Regions from separate parts of the Homo sapiens genome. Here all the other regions are linked to region 1. A link is a loop called in an ENCODE intact Hi-C map of the cell type or tissue named here. Cell type or tissue: Calu3. All regions are shown on one strand. Links, peaks and the distances in the headings refer to the core of each region. The heading gives the core; the rest is flanking DNA.

Evidence for each region. Peaks named below come from ENCODE experiments on the same cell type or tissue, not always from the same donor. Only the 100,000 strongest peaks of a DNase experiment are listed, where the experiment ranks them.
Region 2: a loop joins it to region 1, with 2.3 times the contacts of the local background. A loop is called at or near these places in 4 of 110 quality-filtered maps.
Region 3: a loop joins it to region 1, with 2.0 times the contacts of the local background. A loop is called at or near these places in 8 of 110 quality-filtered maps.

Annotation. Positions count from the first base shown.
Region 1 is chr5:107,569,692-107,575,536 of GRCh38, forward strand. The region is part of intron 1 of EFNA5 (ephrin A5); the gene reads right to left. Among named protein-coding and RNA genes, the nearest start is that of EFNA5, 98 kb to the right of the region's middle. RefSeq lists enhancers at 1,025-1,736, 1,347-1,626, 2,197-2,346, 2,357-2,651, 4,124-5,620. In Calu3, for the core only: a CTCF peak has its summit at 2,512 (motif pointing left); DNase peaks (open chromatin) are centred at 2,130 and 2,550.
Region 2 is chr5:107,282,812-107,288,656 of GRCh38, forward strand. No RefSeq gene overlaps it. Among named protein-coding and RNA genes, the nearest start is that of LINC01950, 270 kb to the left of the region's middle. RefSeq lists an enhancer at 2,387-3,586. In Calu3, for the core only: no CTCF peak of the experiment used is centred there; DNase peaks (open chromatin) are centred at 2,520 and 3,095.
Region 3 is chr5:107,413,127-107,418,971 of GRCh38, forward strand. The region is part of intron 2 of EFNA5 (ephrin A5); the gene reads right to left. Among named protein-coding and RNA genes, the nearest start is that of EFNA5, 250 kb to the right of the region's middle. In Calu3, for the core only: no CTCF peak of the experiment used is centred there; a DNase peak (open chromatin) is centred at 2,920.

The DNA of each region.
Region 1 (5,845 bases), core at 1,510-4,009:
ATACAAAAAAATTAGCCAGGCATGGTGGCATGTGCCTGTAATCCCAGCTACTTGGGAGGCTGAGGCAGGAGAATCACTTGAACCTGGGAGGGGGAGGCTGCAGTTAGCCAAGATTGCACCATGCCACTCCAGCCTGGGAGACCAAAAAAAAAAAAAAAAAAGCAAACAAACAACACAAGAGGAAATGATCTTCTACAAAAGGACAGTGAACTATTAAAATTCCACTTCCTAAGCAAGTGTACACCACTTTTTATTTTGAATTAAAATATCAGAAGATCACTGACAGGGAAAAAAAAGTAGGCCAGAATTATCTGGATTACTGCCCTAACTCTAGAAAGCTGACATAGCATGACCAAGACCTACTTAAAAGCTGGCTGTATCTGTTTAACACCAAACTCTGAGGAGAGACCTACCTCCTAATGGTGAAAGAAACTGTTTTCACATTTTGAGAGGCAAGACCCATAAAGGAAGGGCCTCTAATTTCCAGTAATTACCCTGGTACCTTAAAGTCCGTAATTACATAGAGAACCATGCCCTGAACTGGCCTTCAGTTGGTTCCAAACCCATTGCATGTAATTAGCCTTGATTAATATCCCACATTTCACATCAACAGACACAGTGAATCCAAATGATTCCCACGTTCTGCTGCCTCCGGAAACCTCACTGTTCAAATTCTGTGCCTTTATCAAGGGAACATGCTGAGCAAATGGGATCAAATGATGCCTTGGCACCCACCTTGGTCTAACTATTCAGAGGGAAGTAGCAATGCCTTTCATGTAATCATCTTAATCCCTTGTATCAACTAATTAATACACAGAGAAAGCTTTTACTTGCATGTGAGCAATTATAGCAACTTCCTGGTCGGTGTCCAAATGGATTCACAATATAATTCATGAACAATGAGGCTCTGGGAAAGACAGCTCCTAGAGATGACTTTTAAAATGAAAAAGTGTGTGTGTGGGGGTGGGGGCGGGCAGGTATTAATGATTCTAATAGTAGAAAAAGAGGACAGCAAGTAAATCTCAGTTTCTGAAAAAAAATTAATGTTGGAACCCTATTGTGCACATGACTGGCTTAAACAGACCAATTGATGTGAGCAAAGTAAGAACCAATAAATACCAGAGTTTGGATTCTATATCCGTATATACCTGAAATACCACCAAGTTACTTCCAAGGGACTTGAAAACAAACCTGCTGCCATTAAATAATGGGCTTCTGCTAAAAACAAACGAAAGTAAACTCACTCTACACAGACTTCTGAAAGCCATCTAAGATTTGAGCTCAGTGATTTCACATTCCTCCCTGGGGGGTACCTGTTGCAGTTGCACGGGTGCACTCTCTCTTCTCTCTCTCTCTCAACAGGAAGTAGCACATCAGTATTTTCAGCTGCCTGAGAACTAATCCAAGAATGGGGCCCAGGGCGGCAAGGGTTGGGAACTGTGAGCGAGTGGGGGAAGAGGGCTTAGGGGCCTACAGAAAAAGATATCCGAAGCATCAGCACCTGCTGTGGGGTTTCTGCTCCCGTGTCCGCCCCAGCCAGAGTGGGAATTGCTCCAGCACTGGGGCAACTTGTAATCCAACCTGGGGCAGAGAGCACAGGAACCTAGTGGCTCAGGCGTTCAAGAAAAGGCTCCCAGTCATAAAGCACCACATTGTGGTAACAAGCCCCGGGGTTGCACTGTGAACTTTTCCTGTGCAGATGGCTCGCTGTCGGGGAAAAACATTACCCAGCAAAGTCCAGTCAACAAGTTCACTGAATCCAAGTTTCAAAAAACAAAACGCTTCCTCAATCACCCCCTCGTGCCAGACTATGCTGAAGCTGCTTATAAATTACCAAGGGTCATCCTCTTTTTTTTTTTTTAAAGAATAAAATGCTAATGGCATAGGTTTGGGCTCTCTGAATTAAATACTGTACTGAGCCACCCTGGGAACCAGACACTATCCTCTGGCTAGAAGGCTAAAGAATGAGCAATTGCCAGCCGTGGAATTTTCATGATCCAGTTTCCCCACCTTCCTGTCGCATACCCACTGGCAGGAACCAAAGGGCTGTCACCCTGACGAGAGAAAACAAAGCTCTGCACTGCGTTATGAAACAGGTTTTTCCTTTCTCGTAGAGACACTCCTTTATGGCGAGGTCATGTAAAACAGCAAAATGCTCAATGAACACACTTGGTCCTGTTCCCTGCAGGTGACCGTACCCTTCAACTTGACCTGTGATACAGGGAGAGGGAAAGAAAACCACTCTCCAATTTCTAAGTAAAAGGTGACCAGACGGCAGGGATGGCAAAGCAGAGCCTACTGTTAACAACAAAAAGAAACTGCAAACAGCAGCGTGGACAGACAGTCATACAGGTGTGGGCCGGGACCTTAGAGGGCAAAATAAAATGCTTCTGGAGTCTAATCTTGAGCCAAATTGACTAAAAAGGACAGCCCGGCAGAGAACGTGCGTGATGTGAGTTACTCTGGCACCGAGAAACCTGTTCTTATCTGGCAAGTACGCCCCCTGCTGGCCGCGGTGCTGAACTCCGCCTCTTGGTCCTGCGCCAGACAGCCCTCGGAGCTCTCTGGTTTAGACCGGGGGAAGGAGAAAGGAGCTCTGGCAGAGCGAGTCCCTTGTAAAGCACACAATGGGAGCAAAGGGTGCCGTCACAGCAGTCACCGCCCCAAACCACAATCTTTGTCCAGTCACGGTTCTCTGCAGTCAGATAAAATCCAAGCAAGCTGAAAAGAATGAATACAAACCTGCTTGCTGCTTTGCAAGTGAGAAGTTTAGAAAGCTAGGGAGGAGGGGGCCGCCAAAGGGAACCTGCCATGAAAAGATTCTTAAGTCATTCACAGATACAGTGCTTGACTACTGGAGAAAATCTGGACTAACTGCCCTTTTAGAAGTTAGAGTTTACTATAACGTTAACAGTAATTATTTAAATTATTAGCACATGGACACTGCAGCGTAGGATCAAAATGCATTCAAACAACGGGATGGAATTTATTGCCAACAAAATATAATACTAAAATCAGTTTTGCACTTCCATTGTTTTTTTACACATGTCTTCACACGGACATTTTCATGTTTCTTCCCAAGCTTTTGCCTTCCTTTTCACCTAATTCTTTGTCATTTTTGTTGCTGTTGGGGTCTTGCATAAGCATGCTGATGTTTTGTAAGATCAGCCCGCTGTCCCTTATGATGATTCCCTTCAGAATTGGTGCATTCAATGTCTTTGGCAGAAAATCCTATGTAATACTGGCTTGTGTGTTAAGCTCATTCCCATCATCATCAATTGGAGACGCTTACTTAAGGAAAACTGCCAAGACGTTCAGCTAGGCGCCATCCGTTAAGACAACCAAAAAGAAACCTGTTTGTAAAGGCGCAGTGGGTCTTTCCCTTACTGGCACAAATGTCATAAGTGAGTATCTTTAGTTCACATTATCTGCCCTTAGTCTCAGTGAGTTCACCAGCTCAGGCTGAACTTGGCTTCTCCCTGGGACCTCAATCTCATGTCTGTTCCCAGCTCTCAACTTCAAACACAGAGGACAGAGAAGGCAAGGCATCTAGGCGTGAGCAGAGAAATATAATGGGCAAAAGAAACATGCTTCATCTCCTTTGGGTCAGTGGGTCTGGTTTTCATTTTCTGGTTTACATATGAAACCAGGGGGTAAGAAGTGCCAGTGGAATATAGGCCCCAAGGACAAATGCTCTCATTTCAGAATTTAAAAGAATTTTCCAAAGCTAGATATCTCAGTGCTTCTTTACTTAATCCTGTTGGCCGTAATTTTTAGGTTTTGTTTCTTCATGCTCCTTATGCAAGCAGAAGACTGTCCAGGTAAAATGAGAGTTTGTAGTCATTCTTTTATTTATTTGTTCAAGAAATATTTATTCAGTGTTAGACCTGTTTTGCCAAAATATCCTATGTGGATAGTACAGAATACAACAGCGGCTTTTATTCACCACTTCTTTTAGCTTGCACTATGGATGTCTATCCCAGGGAATAACATGATTACGTGGGTTTCCATGCTATGGTTTAGAGAGTTCAACCCTTACCTATCAAAAGGTCTGGGAATGAGTGTGTGGGTCTATTTTTATTTATAAGAGGGGGAGAACGGAACAGTTTTAGAACGAACAAAATCAATCTGCACCAGTTTTGGGAATAAGCTTCTGCTGTGAATAGAGCTGTCAAGACATTTGCAATCTGTTTGGCCCTGTGTCCACAAGAGGCTAAAGGTTTCATAACCAAAAAGTAAGGATTTTTATTCTTTACCACTTGGCTAGCAGGAGCCTCATAAGACTTGGGGTGATTTTAGCTGTTCTATTACACCCTAAAGCACCAAAATGCACATCTATATTTATACTCACATGCACATATGTGCAAAATAATCTGTAAGAAAAACAGAATCTTAGGCTCACTACTATTTTATTTCAAGTATGGGGATAAGTATGATAACTATCAATTGGTTTTCTTATTGAATTTAAGACGTATTCATACTTTCTTCAATAAAGTCAGATGGAAAAGAGTTATTTGGAAGAACTCAGAGGATTTTTACTCATGGCTTCAAACATCACTAAATGGTGGAAAGTGGGAGTACAAGGAAGACTTTTATGAATCAAATGGTTGATTTTCGGGAGTACTCAGTGTCTTTCTCTCATATTGTAACAATACTAGGAGCCCTCCCTTGCAAAAAAAAAATCATTCAATAAGCTCTGACTGATACCAAACCCCCTCAGATTAAACTCAATATGCCATTAATATGAAAAGAATTTGACAGTTTACATAAGGGATGTGACCTGGTGCCAACAACCTCTGGCTTCTCCATTCTCCAGATGGTAGCAGATTAGTAGGCAGCCTTTATTCTCATAAGAAGATTTTTTTCCCCCCATGGAAAAACTATAAAGGCCAATTCTGTTCCAAACTTCAAGTTTCCTTCACAAATGTCTACACAATTCTGGGCCTTAACTAATGCTATTAAAAGAAGCCCCTGGGCTTGAAGCTATATGGAAGGGGGGAAAAAGACTAAGGCAAACTTAACTCTAATGCCTGTCTTTAAAAGATCTATTGACAGAAGCAGTGGGGAGAGTTTGAACTAATGTTAACTTAAAGAAAAAGGCTGGTGAGATTCAATTGTGGATGTGAATGCTTGCTTGAGTTTGATCTTGACGGGGCTTAAGATAAGGGAGATAAAAACCTAAGCCTACTTACATATTAAAAAATGCAGTTGCACTAAATTCACTACATACCACTGTTCTCAATTTGATTTATGCCCATCATCAGTGAAGATGCTGAAGGACACCCCTGTCTAATATGGGAAGAAGCCACAGCAGAGGGCACTTGCTCTGCTTTGCTGATGCTAACGTGAAAAACCATTTCCTGACAATGCACGATACTCGTTCTTTCACATTAACTCTTCAAACGTAACAAAGAATAAAAACGGAATTTTTCTTTGGTCCTGTTCTGAGGTATAAATATAACAAGCAGTTAATCAAAGAGATCCAAGAGGTGAAAAGCAGCCTTTAGTCTGTAAGAAATTATTCCACCAACAGATAAGAAGTGATCTTTAAGTAATCAGGAAAAATATCATATTTTGTAAACAGACTGACCTTAGTAACACTTTTAAGGATCTTCAGGTGCACTTTAAATCCAGAAAGCTAAGCAGACACTTTCCCAAAATGTTTGGGTTGTTTTGTGGTCATCAGGACACATACCATGTATCCCAAAGGAGAAAATTATGTCCTCTGAGGGGAAAAACCTTTTCTAGTAATCCTTTGAACCCACCAAGACTGCTTTTCATACCAATTAGTTCATAAAATGTGTTAGAGATACTTTTCATGCAGTTTTAAATGTTTTTATTAACA
Region 2 (5,845 bases), core at 1,161-3,660, 290 kb before region 1:
ATCTCATTAATAGATGTAATAGAGGTCCTCTTACCAATGTGCCCTCAGTAATTCTGCAACCATAGCAATAGAAACCATTAAAGTGTTTTGAGACAATTTTCTTTAAAATAGTGTCTCTGTGGCTTGCCAGATATTTATTGCAACACAGTGTTTTATGTCTTTATCTTTCTTAATGCAGAATTAGCATTGATATTGGCTTGAGAAGGGAGTTATTGTACAGAAAGAACGCGTAAATGATGAAGAAAGAACATATTTACTCACTCGTATTAAGGTAAGTAGTACATTTGTAATGACTTCACAGAATAAATACATGCTGACTTAAAGATTATCATCTTCAGTAGAATTAGGTGAACACTAACAAGAAGTTTACAAAATTGTATTTTTGGTGGACTCTTAAGCTGTTGCTAGTTTGGAGGAGCATATATTTTCAAAGATTGGATGAAAAGAAAAGATCAGTGGCATGAACTATAAATTCAAATTCATACTTCCTTAATTCATTAGTTACAGCACTTTCTACTCTCAGATCAAATATTTGAATGATGTTGAACTTGATCCCAACAACGAGTTAATAAAGTGTAGTGGAAACAGTTTGGCTGGGCATGGTGGGTCACACCTGTAATCCCAGCACATTGGGAGGATGAGGTTGGCAGATCACCTAAGGTCAGGAATTTGAGACCAGCCTGGTCAACATGGTGAAACCCTGTCTCTACTAAAAATACAAAAATTAGCCAGGCATGGTAGCTCGTGCCTGTAATCCCAGCTACTCAGGAGGCTGATGCAGGAGAATCACTTGAACTCAGGAGGCGGAGGTTGCAGTGAGCCAAGATTGTGCCATTGCATTCCAGCCTGGGTGACAAAAGCGAAACTCCATCACACACACACACACACACACACACACACACACACACACACACAGAGAGAGAGAGAGAGAGAGAGAGAGACAAAGAAAAGAAACAGCTTGAGTCAGACTAGATTTGGGGGTTCTGGTCGTGCCTCTTTCACAATCTCGTTGTATAACCTTGGACAAGAACCTTAGCATTTGGGAAATTCTGTTTCCTTAGAGGAAATAAGGCTTGCAGGACAAGATCATCTCTTCAGTCCCTTCTATCTCTATCAGTCAAGACATTAGCAGCTTTGGAAAGTCTTAAGATAAAAGAACCAGGCAATAGCCATTCTGCACCGCTTCTCACCTCGTGGGTTATTGTATAGTTCGTATGAGGCAAGATATGTCAAAATTCTTGGAAATGAAAGAGCATGAAGCAAAACAATGGGAGATGAAGGCAGAGGTGGCATTCCATAGCTAATGATCTCTAACCTATCACATTTAAGTCTTTGTGCCCTGCTCCTTTTAATTTGCTTTTTTTTCTATATCTTACTTATCTTTGCTGCATTGACCTACACTCAGAGAGGCTCAACCTCAACCCAAAGGTTTTAACTTCTAATTTTATAAAAGTTAAATCCTTTTTAAATTTATAAAATTTCAAGGGATAGCACATTATATTTGTAATCTCTCAATCTGTTGGTTGAGAATACATACTTAATCAGCATTTAACAAACCTTCTTCTAGTACCCAGGGGCTTAATGGAATAAAAACAGATTCATAGAACCTATACTCTAGTGTGGAAAAATATGTAATAAAATAATTACACAGTCAAAGTAAAATGTGAAATGGTAAAGAGACACAATGAATTTAGTAACTTTAATTAGATTTGTATTTTAGTAATCACAGCAGATCCTATATGCATTAAAACTAATAGCATATCCTTTGTTTGGATTAGGCTTGATGTATTATTGTAGGCCCTTTACAATAAAACTCCCATACCATAAATCCACACCCAACATGTTAGGAATTTCTACATTGTGTGACCATTATGCCCTTAGCTAGAATTTATGTTAATTGAAGGCAAAGATCTTGCTTATTAATTAAACAGTCATTAAATAAATATATTAACATAAATAACTGCTAGCTTCTGCCTCAGACAAACCCAAATTTGTTTCTCACTTCTGTTACTTTCACAATGCTGAATGCTGATGAAAGGCAGGGTAAAGAAGGAATGAAAATGTGTTCCACAGAAGTCAAACTAACATAATCTCTGCCATCTTACTGTTGCACTTTCTAGAACACATACCTTCTGAGGCTGCCAGATAAGTAGAGCACAGATATGAAGGAAGTATTCCAGCTTTAACTGCTTCAACCCAGAGCTTTACCACCACAATGTGATGTAATTACTCCATGGCACAGTCTTCCCAAACACTTAGGCCTGTATCACTAATGCCTTTGATGGTGCCCACTCAATGAGAGCTTATTGCACGAAATAATGGAATGTAAAATAAAATCTTCTCTACAATCAAGCATTGCAAAAGGATTTTTTCTTTTACTCCTTTCTATCATGACACAACAGAACCTACAGCCCTGGCACAAAAGAAAAAGAAACATTTGGTATCAGCCATCACCTGGAAACATTGCAAACATGACTCAGAACCTCACATCGGTTGTCTGTGAAGTGTTCCCATGACTCTGCGGGAATGAGAGATCACTGGGAGTGATCCAGTGGCTGCTGCCTCATCATGTCCATCACAGTGAGCCTCTCTAATAAAATTCAGTCCTGTTCTTGCTTCTTTGAAGGGATAAGAGAGGCTAGCTACTTCCCACCAGCACTGAGCCTATCTCCTGCCAGTTTCAAAGCAAGGGGAACAGAAGTGCTTTCCACAGAGTAAAATATGCACACAGACTCCCAACACCCACCAAAGAAGGAAACACTAATTTCTGCAAGGTAAATACTTCTGTTACTGGTCAATTTTCTAGGTTTTTTTAAAAACAAAAACTGCCTTATATTCCCAGAGGTCTTTGAGTTCTGAAAGCAGCTTTGCATTAGCAATCCCATTTGATCCTCAAAATAATGTCATGCCATAGGTAAGGCAGGAGCTTTTATCACTATTTTAAAGGTGAGGAAAAATTATCCATAGGATTAGGTGGCCTGCCAGGAGGTCATACGAGGGAAGAAAAGCTGGCACTAGGCACAGAACCAGGCCCTCTGACTCCTGACATGGCACTCTTTGAACGTCATATCATGCCTCTTACCCCCAAATGGATGACGATCCTTTTGACCGTGGGTTGTGGTTTTGGCAGTTGCGCCCACCTTTGCTGTCTCAGATGCTTGCTATTCAAAATGACCACAGAAGGCTAAATCCAAAGGTGGCGATTGATAAAGAAACTGCTGAGACATCTCTCTCCTTCTAGGTTACCTCCAGTGAAGTCAAAAGTAATGTCAGACAGTGCTCAGATATCCAGTCCTTTCAAGATGTAATAATAAGCCACCTGTAAAACAAACAACTTGATGACAGTTTTCAGAGACAACAATTTCATTCTACATTACATCCTTTTTTTTTTTTTTTTTTGAGACAGAGTCTCACTCTGTTGCCCAGGCTGGAGTGCAGTGGTGCCTTCTAGGCTCACTGCAACCTCTGCCTGCTGGGTTCAAGGGATTCTCCTGCCTCAGCCTCCCCAGTAGCTGAGATTACAGGCACCTGCCACCATGCCTGGCTAATTTTTGTATTTTTAGTAAAGACAGGGTTTCACCATGTTGGCCAGGGTGGTCTCAAACTCCTGATCTCAAGAGATCTGCCCTCCTCAGGCTCCCACAGTACTGGGATTACAGGCGTGAGCCACCACTCCCGGCCTCTACATTACATTTTCTAAACTTTTTATCCACCACGTAGCTATTCTGAAGATGGTCTTAATTTCCAATGTTTATTTTACGAAAACTTAAGCTTGCTTACCCCATCTCTTTTCATACCAAAACATTTCTATAAAACTCAAGAAATCCATAACTCAGCATAATTAGTACATGGCATTCTCCCTGTTCTTTCTAAAATAACTGTCTGTACATGATAGAAGCATAAAATATTTTGGTTGTATTTTTTCAGTTCCTAGGAAAAGAATTTACAATTATAAATGGTTAACAGAAATTAATTGTATTTGGCTTGTATTTAAATCAAGCTGTTTATGCATACTCGTTATGCACCAGCACAGCTCCTTGCTTATATAGGCGTTCAATAAATATTTGTTAAATGATTGATGGAATGAATGATGCAATGCCCTGTGAGAACACAATGTCTTTGTCCTGCTGTATGAGTTTCGGTAGAAAATTAAAGTAGAGAATTACAAAGAATGGAAAGCTAGGCCTTTGAAGACAAAGATTCTAGTCATTAATACTAAATAACTAAATGACTTAGGACAAACTACTTGATTCACCAGGCCTTTAGGTTTCTTAACAACAGAATAAGAATATGGATAAGAATTGAGATGGTCTCTAAAGTGACCTTCAGCCACAAGTATTTTGTAATTCTAGATTGAAAAATATCAGCCAGAGAAAAATACCACTCTCACCAGAAAATAAGTATGAATGAAGGGTGATCCCAGACCAAGGTCTAGCTTTTTAAGTTTAAATGTGCCTGGGGGGTTTTAAGAATCTTAAAGAGTCTAACTGAAGACAATGAGACTTCCCAGAGTCTAACAGAGATTGCTTTTAGCACATTATCGTCTATTACAAGCCCTATAAAGGGACTGTAGTAGAAGGAGTTCAAAGTAGGCTCTGAGGAAAAAGGAACGGCACTGAGGAAAGCTAAAGTTTCTTCTCCTATTATTTTTTCTTTAACAAAGCAGATGAGGGAAAGAAAATACCTGTCATGAACTGTTCCGAAGTCCCCAAATTTGAAGAATGACTATTAAAAGTCTCTTGGAGCACAAAAGGAAAGAAACCTAGAGGAAATAGAATTTATGGAAAGAGAACCCGGAACAAAACTCCTAATTTCTGAAGAAATTGGCAGCTCAGACAAGAGTTTCAACCAGACACCAAAAAGGGGTCGATCTGGGATCCAAACAGGAAAGGACCGTGCTCTGCCAATGGCTACAAAGTAGCTGAAGAAAGTACCTCAGCCTCTGAGGAGAGAATAGGAACCACGTGAACAGATTGCTGAAAGGTTAGGAAGGGCTCAGAAGAGTAAGCAGTGACCACCTCAGAGCAACGAAACCTACAGTCAGCACCAGGTGAGGCTTCATCTGCCTCAGTCGATGATCCTGACACTCCAGAAGTTTCTCCTACTATCACACTTGAAATAACTAGGCAACTGTGTGTGTGTGAGAATTCTGTCGGCAGTGCTGCAGCAGGAGAATACGAAGCAGGGAAGACTGTGACTCCGAACTAAGACCTTCAAAGGAGAAATTATCTTTCTTCCCCTTCCTCCCACCACAACCCTTCTCCTTCCTTTGTTTCCTCGGGGATAGCAGAGCAAATTCCACCTAATATAACCTAACGTTTAGGCTAAAGACCTCTCAGGCCTGCCAGCAAATCCCTCAGCTCTGCCTCTGGATGGGGGTATCACATCGACCAATAAAGTTGCCCATAAAGAAAAGCATAGACCCAACCAGAACACTGACTATGCACCCATTATATGTAAAGCCAGGTTTTTTAGAAAATAAAAAGGTAGGCAAGGCATTGTAGCTGCTATAAGAGGTTTCAAATCCAGTGGAGGAGATAAAATATTGAATAAGCAAGACGAAGTAAACAATGTGCCAAATGTGAAGCTGAAACAAAAACCTAGTGCAGGAAGAGTCAAGATCCCTTCCTGTGTGGCTGATAGGGTTGGTTCACAAGAAAAAGCATCAGAGACAAACATGGAAGGACCATCTGTTTCTCTCCATCCTCTTCTACCACCCTCTTCTATGCTATACTCTTCTCTTCTCTTCTCTTCTCTTTTTCTCTTCTCTTGCCTAGAATACTAAAAATGCCCCACATTTATTTCTACCTCCTCTTACCAATTCTCTAATCAGAGGCAGAGTGAC
Region 3 (5,845 bases), core at 1,554-4,053, 160 kb before region 1:
CAACTCTCCAAACCTAATGAATGGTGAAGCCAAAACCCAGGCCTCCTCATTCTCATCTCATCTATCTTTCAAAACTTAATAATACTTTTAAAAGGAACCTATGAAATAATAGACTTATTTTCTAAGAATCAGGGCATATTATATGGTTAAAAAAATGACTGTTGTCTAACCCAATACAGAAGTGGTAAATAGTGATTAAGTACAGATCACTGTTGACCTTTAATCATAACCAAATCATTGCTCCATTTAAATTGACTCCATTTTCATCAGACTCTAACTGACATCAGGGAGAGCAAAACAAACTGACAAGCACAAAAGGCACAGACAATGGGCACTGACTTCTTCAGTGTTCCTTCCAAAAACCTCATGTCATATAAATAGAATATTACAGGAACTATTCATTATTCATTTCTTTCTCTCCAGGTACACATTTTCCTTCGAAACTGTTGGTCCAAAATGAATATTTCTTATCACTTGATATCTTGCCTGTTTTCTATTTTTATGTGGCTTTCTGATTCTTATCCTAACACAGCTTGCCACTTTGAAAAAGAAATTTATTTTATGATAAAAAATTTTGTTCAATTGTACAAGAAATGCAAAAACCCTAAAGGGTTCTATGGTTTTTGTTTGCATCAGCAAGGTCAAATTATGTCTAATTTACAGGTAAAGCAATGAGACAATTTACTTGGTCAGGCAGAAGGAAGGATTTATTATGACCATTGTGAATTAGATGACTCCCAGAATCTTAGTCTATTTTAGTCTTTATCTTAGACTTAGTCTCTCCCTAACCAGAGCTCCCTGGATTATACCAACATTCACATCACAAAGACTGCCATTTCTCAAGACTGATGGTACTGTTGACATGACCCTTCCATTTAATCAAATCCTCTAGTACCCACTTCTTTCAAGTCTTGAATTCAGACCCATCCATTCCTACTTTAAGCCAATGTTCTCGAAGTGTGGTACAACTTGCAGGAAAAACAGCTGGAGGGCTTATTAAAAATAGATTCCTACATTGCAACCTCATAAAGTTGAACGAATCAAACTTTATGGAAGTGGGTTCCAAGAATTTGACTTTTTACCTATCATCTCCAGACAGATCACGAAATTTGGGATAGCGTCTTAAGCCCTGAGACTTAAATTCCACCTTGTCCCTCAAATCAATATGTTACTACATCTTTAACTGATCTCTTCCTCCTGAAATAGTCGTCTCTCTCTCTTTTATGGAAAGTGCTAATCTTATAATTCACTTTATTTCTCTTTTTGCTGTTATTTTCATGAATATATTTTTCCCACACTGGATTGTGAGCTCCTAGAGGACAAAAATCATATTGAATACTTTCTCCACACTGTCCCCTACATTGGCCCTCTAGGTAAACATAGCTCAGTAAGCACTGATGAACTGCTTGACTAATGAGAAAATAATATGTAATACTGAAGTGTGTCCTTCTATAGCCACTGTAGATTTTCTACAAATATAATGATGCACAAGTACCAACAGCCTCAAGTAGAGTTTAATAAAGGGGTTTTATAGCATTTGGAATACAAATATTTCACAAAATTGCCACAATAAATCTAAAATATACTTTAATAATAAACTAACACATTGTAGCTAAAGGTCAGAAATTCTGTTATTTGATTAAACTAATAATCTAGCAAATGTTATTGATTTAGCAATTCCACTTAATATAAATATCATAAAAACTCATGCAAAAATCTCTATACCTATTGCAAAGGAACTAAAGGCAATTAAAAAAAAAGAGAAACTCAAGTAAAGGATATTAATATCTCTGAGATTAGAATCATTTCTGCATAAGTACCAGTACTATTTATAGAATAAGCTTTTGAACACTGCTTTTCACACATGGATAAGAGCTAAGGGCATGAACTTTGAAGTCAGAATGCCTTTGCTCAAATCTGGACTCAACTGTACATGAACAGTGTGATTCTAAACAAATGATTTGACCTGTTTGCATTTCAGTTTTTCTCATTTGTAAAATCGGAACAATAACAGTGCCTAACACGTACCTGTGATAAAGTATGGATGAGATTATATATATATATATACATATGGAATGGATAAGTGCTTACTACATGCTAGCTATTAATATATACCCAGCAAGCACCTAGTCATAAAACAAATGATTTCAATGTATTTATATGATAAGCCTCAAATCAGTTTACTCTTTAAGAATATACTACTACTCCCTATTGCCTGTTACATATATTCAAAACTCTTCAGAACAGAATTAATGGTGCTTCATAATCTGACCCAATCTATCCAGTTTTTATTTTCCAAATACTCTCCACTCCATTCAGACCTTTTCATTGATCCCTGAGTTTATGCTGTTCTGATTCCTTATCAGGAGAGGCGAGGCCAGTAAGAGAAGAAATCCACGTGAGCGGTGTGAAGCTTGTTTTTTGGAGGGCTGCTGGGTGGGCTCCCTGACTCCGGTAATCACCCTCATGAACCAGTGCCAAGATCCCCTCTGTGTAAAATCTGGGTGCTGCACATGGCTGCTACAATTCCTTAACTTCATTCAAAAGGATTTCAAATGTTATAAATTCTCAGTGTCTTTCCCCTTATGGGAGCCCTACTCATCTTTCTTGTGCAAAGATGTATAGTAACTGCAAGTCTGTAAAACACTGGTGGATTTTAAATAACAATAGCAACAGCAAGTATAACTAATTACAATAAGTGAAACAATAATTTGCAGCTGCTGTGCTGCTTAAGGCTAGATAAGGTAAGGCAATCCCTGGCATGGAGCATCATGTTAACAAGCTGCAATGTTGAGACAGTTGTTCACTAGGCTTTGCAATATATCCACCAACGCCTACACTGTGCTATTGATTCTGTTAATGAAATTTAACCTCTGAAAAATGACTCAGGGCACTGAAGAGACATATACTTTCAATACTCTTGCTAATCATTAAATGCCTTCATCACAATTGAAACAGGAATGGTGAATGACACATTTCATTATGTCATCATGTCTGACCCCACAAACCATTCAATAGTACTCTGCTTTGTTCTATAAACCCATTTACTTCCTAGTATGTAAATTTCAGGAATAAGTTGACATGAAATTTCCCTATACATTTCCCATTAGCTGTCTTGAGAACAGGGTCTACCTAAGTTCCAAGGTGAAGGTAGAACTTAGATAACGACTTGCCAATGATGCTTGAAATCTGTCTACTTTTAACGTCTTTTAAAATATTTATTATGAAATAATTGAATAAAGACTCTAGGCTTGGGGTCAAACTACATGGGTTCAAATCCTGACCCCAGTACTAACTACATGATCTCAGGCAAGTCACTTAACCTCTCTGAGCCTCAGTTTCCTCATCTATATGATAGATAATGATAGTACCGGCCTCACAGATGAGGATTCAACAATTTAAAACAGATACAGTGCTAGGTACAGTGCCTGCCACTTAGTACATGCAATATATGCTAAATCACTCTAATTACAACCATCAGAACAAGTGTTACCGGAGGAGTTATTAGTTAAAGCATGAGTAAACCTTTAGCAAAAGGCTAAACTAAACTTCATTTAAATCATTGCAGTATTCATCATACTGCTTCAAAACTGACTGAACTGAACTGCCCCCACTGTATATAGTAAGACCTCTAAGCAATATACTAAAAGTAAAAAATTTGCCTGTTCACATTTTTAGCCTCCAATTTACTCTCCTTGCTTACTTAGATTTGCCCATTAAAAATTCCACCTAAAATGAAGCAAGTATGTCTGAAATCAAGGTTGAGGACCAACAGAAACTGTTAAAGCAAAACATGCAGTAAAACTTAATCAATTCAGATTTTAGTCAGAATTTGTAACAATTTACTGGAGGAGAAAATGAACTTTTAAAAATGTCTGTGAAAAAAAAAATCAGACAAAGCAAATTTACATTAGAAGCCTGATATTGGAGGTACTAAAAATTGGGCAAGTTAAAAACAATATACATTCTTCTTAAAAATGATTCAGAGCACATGTTATTTGTTTTTATGGGTTTACATGCAAAAGGGAATGTTAACCAAAAACTAAAACTTAGCTAACATTAATGTAGATAAAGCTAGTTGGAAATATTGTATATCTCTAAAAATAGTAAAATGAAAAGATATTATCATTCCAATTCCCAACAATAATAGACCTGGCTGGCTGTTCTCCAATTCATGATATTTTACTTTTGAGGCTCAGAATGAATTAATTTTTTTGTGAAGCTTTAAACTTTAAAACCAAACCCATACATAGCATACATATTAAAGTTCTGTTCCTAATGTGGATTTTATACAATCTGACTTAAAATATTCGATGGAAAAGAAGCCTGTTGCCAAAGTCCACATATTTCCCCTATTAAACAGAGGTAAGCCATATCCCCAGAAACCATATTTCAAGCCCAAAGGATACTCATGAACTAAAATAATGAATGATAATGCCTCGTTCTCTGCATTAATAATAAAGAAAGAGAAAACAGAAAACTTGATAGCCACTATCAGCTTTCTGGACCATAAATCTCAAGTTTTGAGAATTGCTTCCCAAAAGGGTAGGGAGCAAGGATGAGTTGTGAGAGCTTCGGAGCCTAGAGATATTTTTTTAGCAAGCCAGCAAAGCACTGACACAAATTTCTACATATCTCTGGCTGTGAAAAGTCTCATTTGTGGTGATTTATATTTCCCCATAAAGAACTCTGTAGATAATATAAGCCTGCTGTAAGGCTGTATGACAACTTTCAAACCAAGAGTTACATGACCATTTGGTGAAAATAGAGCAAGAATAGATGAGTGGGAAAGTCTGTAGAAATAGTATTTCTTCTGATGAAAGGCCCAAATGCTGTTCTTCCAGCATGCACGAGGTTCAGAGAGTAACCTTTCACTCTGTGTGTATGTATCTTGTGGATAATATTTTGGTCGTCTATTCTAGAAAGTATTATTTTTTTCCCAAAGATTGACTATGCATTTGGTGTGTGCATGCTTGTGTAATTTACAAGAAATGACACTCAGACATCATCACACTGAAATTCAGTTGCCTTAATAAGTTACTAAGAGAAACACAGAGAATAGCATGCTGACAACCCAAAGTCAATGAAGTATAAACACTGTTATTCCAAGTGTCACTGGTGTGTTATTTCCTTTTTTCCTGGCATCTGCTCTATGTAACACTGTACACACACGTGATACAGCAGCTCATTAAACTGTTTCAGTTAACTCTGAAACCAAATTAGTGCATTACATGTTTATAAGGCTGAGAATTACTGCTTCCCTGTGAAATTACACAATTAATCAGTTGCATTATTTCTTTAGGAGATGCAACCACGTTTGACATTTAAGGATAAAAAGAACAATCCTTTAATTTGTTTCCATTTCACCATTGAGTCTCAGTAGGGTAAAGGAAGCAAAAGGTGACATAATTCCTCCTTTTCCCTTAGGAGGTCAGAACTCTACATGCTTCCTCTGTCTCATAATAGCATTCTGAATTCTTAAAAGCAGTACAAATAAAAATTATTTTGGTTTTGAACTTCTCGTCTGAGTGTCACAGCCTTTGAAAAATTCAGACAATGGGAAGGGTACTTAGGAGTCTTCAGTTTCTTATGGCTTTATACCGTGAATTTCCATCAAGTCCTGATTATTGAGTAACTTTTAAGGCTCCTTTTGCAAACTTTCAAGATGGTCCCAATGTAAAAATCTATTAAGCGGTGATATCTGCTCTATTTTCCTTTTTCACAGACCTGGCATTAATTTCTCTGATTCTTTTAAACAGGAGTTAAACTAGACTCATCCTTTAGTCACTTAACAGGGCATGCATTTCCTTTTAAAATCCATGCTACTTGATCAAATAACTTGTCA